Regions from separate parts of the Mus musculus genome. Here region 1 is linked to region 2. The links are chromatin loops, found by intact Hi-C in ENCODE. Cell type or tissue: left cerebral cortex. All regions are shown on one strand. Each heading gives the region's core, and the rest is flanking DNA. Links, peaks and the distances in the headings are about the cores only. Region 1 has its middle 190 kb from the start of Tmem182. Region 2 has its middle 82 kb from the start of Tmem182.

The links. Peaks named below come from ENCODE experiments on the same cell type or tissue, not always from the same donor. Only the 100,000 strongest peaks of a DNase experiment are listed, where the experiment ranks them.
Region 1: it touches region 2 in a loop (2.2-fold over the local background); 7 of 42 quality-filtered maps call a loop at or near these places.

The regions. Positions count from the first base shown.
Region 1 is chr1:40,990,219-40,993,140 of GRCm38, reverse strand. No RefSeq gene overlaps it. Among named protein-coding and RNA genes, the nearest start is that of Tmem182, 190 kb to the right of the region's middle. In left cerebral cortex, for the core only: no CTCF peak of the experiment used is centred there; a DNase peak (open chromatin) is centred at 1,419.
Region 2 is chr1:40,886,104-40,889,025 of GRCm38, reverse strand. No RefSeq gene overlaps it. Among named protein-coding and RNA genes, the nearest start is that of Tmem182, 82 kb to the right of the region's middle. In left cerebral cortex, for the core only: a CTCF peak has its summit at 1,223 (motif pointing left); a DNase peak (open chromatin) is centred at 1,161.

The DNA of each region.
Region 1 (2,922 bases), core at 241-2,740, 100 kb before region 2:
TCATCTGCCGTAGAACAGAGCTCATGTGGCTTCGATGCTGGTGCCTGGTGTGCTTTGTCTGGTCTTACATCTGCCCACGATTTTAATAATTCACTTCATTCTGAGTTTGAGGTACATGTGTTCATCAAGGTTTCCTTTTGTTCAGAAGGTCGTTGTGTGACCCAAATCACAGGTCTGTCCTTTTACTAGGTCCTTCTGGCTCTGCAAATGGTATGTTCTGTTTTTATTTATGTGAATTAGCTTGTTATTCGCCCCCCGCCTCCGCCCCGGGATACCAAGAGAGGTAAATCATTTTGTCTTAAAATTTTTAATTTCTCAGTATTCCACTTGTACTGGGAAGATGTTTTTCAGACCATTACTTAGGCATGAACATTTTACTTTAAGTCATCTAGAATCCAATTGCTTTGGGCTATTAATCCTATTTAGTTTAAAGGCATGTTTAATTATCCATTTCCTTTATTTCTCACCCAAGTCCTCCAGTCCTCTGATTTTATCTCTCAGCATCGTGCCCTGGATTAGCTCCTGCATCTTCACTATTTGAAAGAACCCAAAGGGACTTACTACAGGATCCCTCTCAAACAAAGTTCAGCTTGCTTTGGATATTCCATTGATTAAATGTACGCTATCTATGAGAATAAGAAAGCTAACAAGGTTTGAGAGAATTCTCCTTTCCGGTTGCTCCATTCTCTACCATCACTATTTTGTTCATCTTCTTTTTGGAAGCAGGGTTTCTTCTTGGTTCTCCTGAGATGAGCATGATCTCTGCCTCACATTGGTTACTATCCCCGTGTTGCTTGTTGCTCTTTCCATGCATTGCTCAATCCTCAACTTTCATGTACCCCAATATAGCAGCTTCACAAATGCATTCTTATATTTGGGGGTGGCTTTTTGTTGGTGGTGGTGGTGTGACTTGGTTCTTGAGCAGGAACTCACATATGGCCACATTATTTTTGAATATCCAAATATTGAGTATGGCTTCCCTCCAAGACAGCTTCCCCAGAGAGAGTCTCACCGAAGAGGGAAATCAAATTATGGACACCATCACAACCCTCTTCCTCATTCAATGCAAATCAAATCTGAAATATGTATTTAGAACTATCCACCTTGTGGTGTTTTCTCCTTTTGGATCCAGGCAGACAGAAAAGCCTCATCCTGGAAGTAAGGCCCACCTGTAAGCATTTTAAATCTTGGTAGATTTTTACAGTGTTTCCCATCTCTTCCCTGTTCTCGAAGCTCGAGCAGCAGGTGAGGTTCATTTAAGAAAATCAAAAAGTACAAAGTTCTCAGAGTGGAATAATTGGCAAATTTGTAATGACCAAAGTAGTAATATGAATGTGTATTAAAAGTTAAGTGTTGTGTTAGAGAGTGTAACTGCCATGTGACACACAGAAACCATGGATACACAGGAACACCGGGCAAGGGAGAATCATCCTCCCACAATACCACTGCTGCGAGGGTTGAGAAACTCCGCTCTAAGCTCATCTCCAGCGTGAGCTCACAGTCTTTCATTGGTGAGTTGATGACTTCTGATAGCTTTCATTTAATCCACCTGCAGCTTAGTTGCCTCCTGTTTTAGTTTTATTTAGATCATCGATAGCCTACAGTCTGAGTTTTTTATGAGTCCCTCATACTTGTATAGGCAAGAAATAAATTGAGGGTCATTCACTCTCAGCAAACCTTGGGGAAGACATACCTCAGCAAGGATGTAGAAAACATGAAATGTTCCACGTGTATTCAGAATCTTTACCATTTGTCGTGATGTTAGAGCTCTACTAACAATAGCAGAAATACCAAGTAACATCTTAGAAGCAACATGGAGAAATGAGGTAATATTTTCAGACTCTGCTGTGACAGAATCTCCTTCAAATGGAATTCCTAGGGCTGCAGCTATGGCTCAGTTGGTAGAGTGTCAGCCATGCCTACACAAAACTGGGTTTGATTTTTAGCACCAAACACAGCCTAGAGAAGAGGCACACATCTATAATCCTAGAACTCAGCCACTCATCTTTGGTGGGATAGTGAGTCTTCGGCCAGCTTGTGGCCCGTGAAATGTTGTCATCACCAAACACCAACAAGGAACTCTGAACTCCTATGGCCCACTCCAGAAAGTTTCTTCTGTCCTCCAACAGCCCCTGTGTGAAAATGTTGGTATGTGGCACTATCCTTGATAGCATCTTAGCATTCCTTCTAGGCTCTGCCCAACAGTTACCTAGCAACACCCAGGTAGGCCTGGCTTGCTATAAAAGGGACTGTTTGGCCTCTTTTCCCCTCCTGCCATCCTTCCCTTCCTCCTTCCCTCCCTCTCCCCCTTCTTCTCCCCCTTCTCCTCCCTCTCCCCCTGTTTCTGCCTCTCTACTGTTTCTGCCCCCACTCCCTTGTCAACTCCCCTTTCCATGCCTCCAAATAAACTCTATTTTACACTGGACTGGTCCTATGGCTGGTACCTCAGGGCAAGGAGGACACCTCAGCATGGACCTGCTGAACACTTTAGTCATTTGTAGTCATACCAGGTACCCTCAAAGGGAATGTTGAGCCTCTGGTATATGCTCATCTTCTCTTGTTTCTTCCATGATGTGATCAGCCTTCTGCCATAAGCCTTTACCATGATTCTCCACCTCATCCAGAAGCCATAGGACTGATGTCCCATAGGACAGAACCCATAATACTGAGAGCCAAAATCATCTTTTTCTCTTTTTAAGCTGATTCACCCTAGGAATTTTTTTTAATAAAAGCAAAAAGCTGTCTAGGTATGTAATCCAGGAAGGAAGAGTAGGGAGGAAAGTATAGAAAACAAACAAATACTTTTGCATTCCTTTTCTCTCTTATTGTGTTTCTCAATACTGCTTATCAATATACTTTAGCTATCTTCATATATATTTAGTTCAATATACTTGTTGTATCTTTGTATACATCAAGCATTTT
Region 2 (2,922 bases), core at 227-2,726:
TTCTAAGCTGTTAAGAATATAAGTCACCAGCAAAGGGACCTTGTCAGGGAAGACACTGTAAGGAACAACACCATCCGGTTAGGAAGTCGTCCAGAGGGCTCAGAGCTTTGAAAGTGGAGTTTGAACTTCATTCAAATGACAGTTACTTTCCTGGGCTGAAGGTTTAATTTTCAATTACAAGAGGGAGAATATGGGCCAAGTGCGCCAGTAGTTCTTACATAATTTAGCTAACAAATACATCGAAGATACCAAGTTTGGAGCTTATGGATTAGTGCCCCTCCCCACCGCATACAAACACCTCTGCTGTGCTCCGTGCTTCCCATGCAGTCTCTCTGGCCTCTAGTGCAGTCTACAGCCTGGGCTTTAAAAAGATCTGAAAGTCACATGTTCCTGGGTGGGAGGACCCAGCTGACCTGATCAGTTTTTTGCTGGCACATTCTAACACCCAAAAGACAGGAACCCTGACCGGGTCATTCAGTCTTTGACACAAGGCCTAGTGCTTATTGTGTGCCTTCTACTGGCAGATAAACCTAAGTAAGATTTGGTGACTTGGTGCCAGAGCCCCCACCAGATCTGTACGCACTTCCTGTACAATGTAGGTACCTGCAGCAGGTTTTCCTTCCTTTACAGCCATTTTGGGAACATGAAGCCAACTGGTCCAGGCATCGTCTAATATTCACAAAAACTTTTTTAAAAAATCAAATCAAATAAAGAACGTACGCTGTTTTGTGCCTTAGAAGTATTTTAAAAGACAAGGTCATAGTTCATGTTTAGTGGGGACAAGCAGGGCAGCGACGAGCATGTGTGTGTTGCTGTCCTTATGAAGTTCTGTACGATTGTCTGCTGCCTGAACGAAACCTTAGTGATCGTTTCGATACAAACTGAAAACCCCAAGTCTTATATAAAAACAAAACAAAACAATAACAAGAAAGTCAGCTCTCTGGTATTTTTAAACCAATTAGTCAGAAAGGTGGGAGGCGAATTTCACAGGGGAAGTGAACTAGGAGCCGCGCACACTACTCGTTCATCTTCTATGCCCACGTGAATAGAGCAAAGCCTTGGAGAAGGACCCTGCGCAGCCCGATCCACAGGCTGGCTGGAAGCCCGTTCTTTTGCATGTGTGGTACCTCTAAGTTTGGCAGGCTGAGCGCTTCATGGGAAAGAAAGGCAAGGTCGTTCCTAACACAGACTCCAGAGAAGAAGATGTGCCCAGCACCGCCACCAGGTGGTCATTCCTGGAAGAGATTTCCCAAGTACAAAGCAGAAACCTGCGAGGTTACCTGACTAAGAATCAGCTCCCTGGCCTGCTTTAAAGCATTCTAGAAGGGGTGGGGTAAAGAGGTGAAAAGAGACTGGGATGCCGATCCTCTAACAACCAGACATTCTCTAAATATATTTCCACCTGGATAGTGGACATCTTCTGGGTCACTCATATCTCGACACACACAGAGTCATGTGTGCACCATATTGGCTGCTGGTGACCGTGTTGCCCTTTGTGTGTCCATCAAGTATCAAGTCATAAAAAAGAAAATTGGTTTTGGAAGAATAGTAATCCAGTCAACAGAGCTATCCACAACTCCACTTTAAAAGCCTAATAATATTAAGATTCTATTTTGTCTTCTCTGATTAGGGGCTTTTCCTTGGACAGTAAGAAAATCAACACAGGTAGCATTGTTCTGTGTGTGTATATATACACATATACATGTATGTATATGTGTATACATATGAGATATATGTATGTGATATATATATATATGTATGTATGTATGTATGTATGTATATTATTGTAAATGTAAAAAGCAAAAGGGTTCCTTTTATGGTGTGATCTTACATGCATCATATTTTACCCCTTCTGCCAATAATCTATATCATTGCCCCAAATAGGCCCTTCTCAGGTCTAATCATTTACAGTTATAGACAAATAGACACAAACATAGATGCTACACGAATATTTAATCTTCACATGTACAAGAGAAAAAAGCATGCAATCTCTCTTTTTTTAATAGAAACATCTGTTTGATGAGCTGGGCTACACACATGCTCTTCTTCCCCAACGCAAACTGACCTTCCCACAGGCCAAACCACAGGTTCCCCAAAGCGTGGCTGGCCTCTCTTCACCTCTGCACAAGGTGCCATTTCTCCCAAACTACACAGAAAATGAGATGGTACTTTGTCCCATCCTTACAAAGTACCCCATCCTTTCTTTACTTAAATATATATATATATATATATATATATATATATATATTAAATCATGTGTGTGAATGCATGTCAGTGTGGGGTTGTGTGCGAGTAAGTGCAGGTCCCTGGGAGTCCAGAAGGGGACATCAGACACTTGCTGGAGTTACAGGCAGTTGTGAGATGTCTCACACGGATACTGGAAGAAGGACTCTTCAAGGACAGTGAGCATTCTGGTTGGTTGAGCAGGGCAGAGAGAACACTGATTGCCTGAGCAGGGCAGATGAACTGATTGGCTGAGCAGAGCAGAGAGAACTCTGATTGGCTGAGTCACCTATCTACTTGCACACACTTCCTGAAATGTGGTGGTCTCACTAATATCTTTGTTTTTAAGTTATAAGCATAGACAGCCTTTTGTAAAACCCTAAGACACATTTGCAAGGCTGGACAGACTTTGACTCCATTCCCAAGCAAATGTAAAACTCTTCATTCTGCCTACACTGATTTTATTTTTGGTTAATACCCTCTTTCAGAAAGATAGAAAACAGACATGTGAGTGAGAAGTCTCTTTCCCTTTAAAAAAAAAAAATCACTCCCAATAAATGGAAACGTAAGGGTTCTTTGGAAAGTCAGTTGTGTTGTGTGGTGTTTTGCTGGTGCAAACACATGAAGGAGTGTTTTCCTGAAGTGGACACAGGAGAAAGGCTAAGGCAGACTCCTGAAGGAACTTTTCACTGAAGCAGA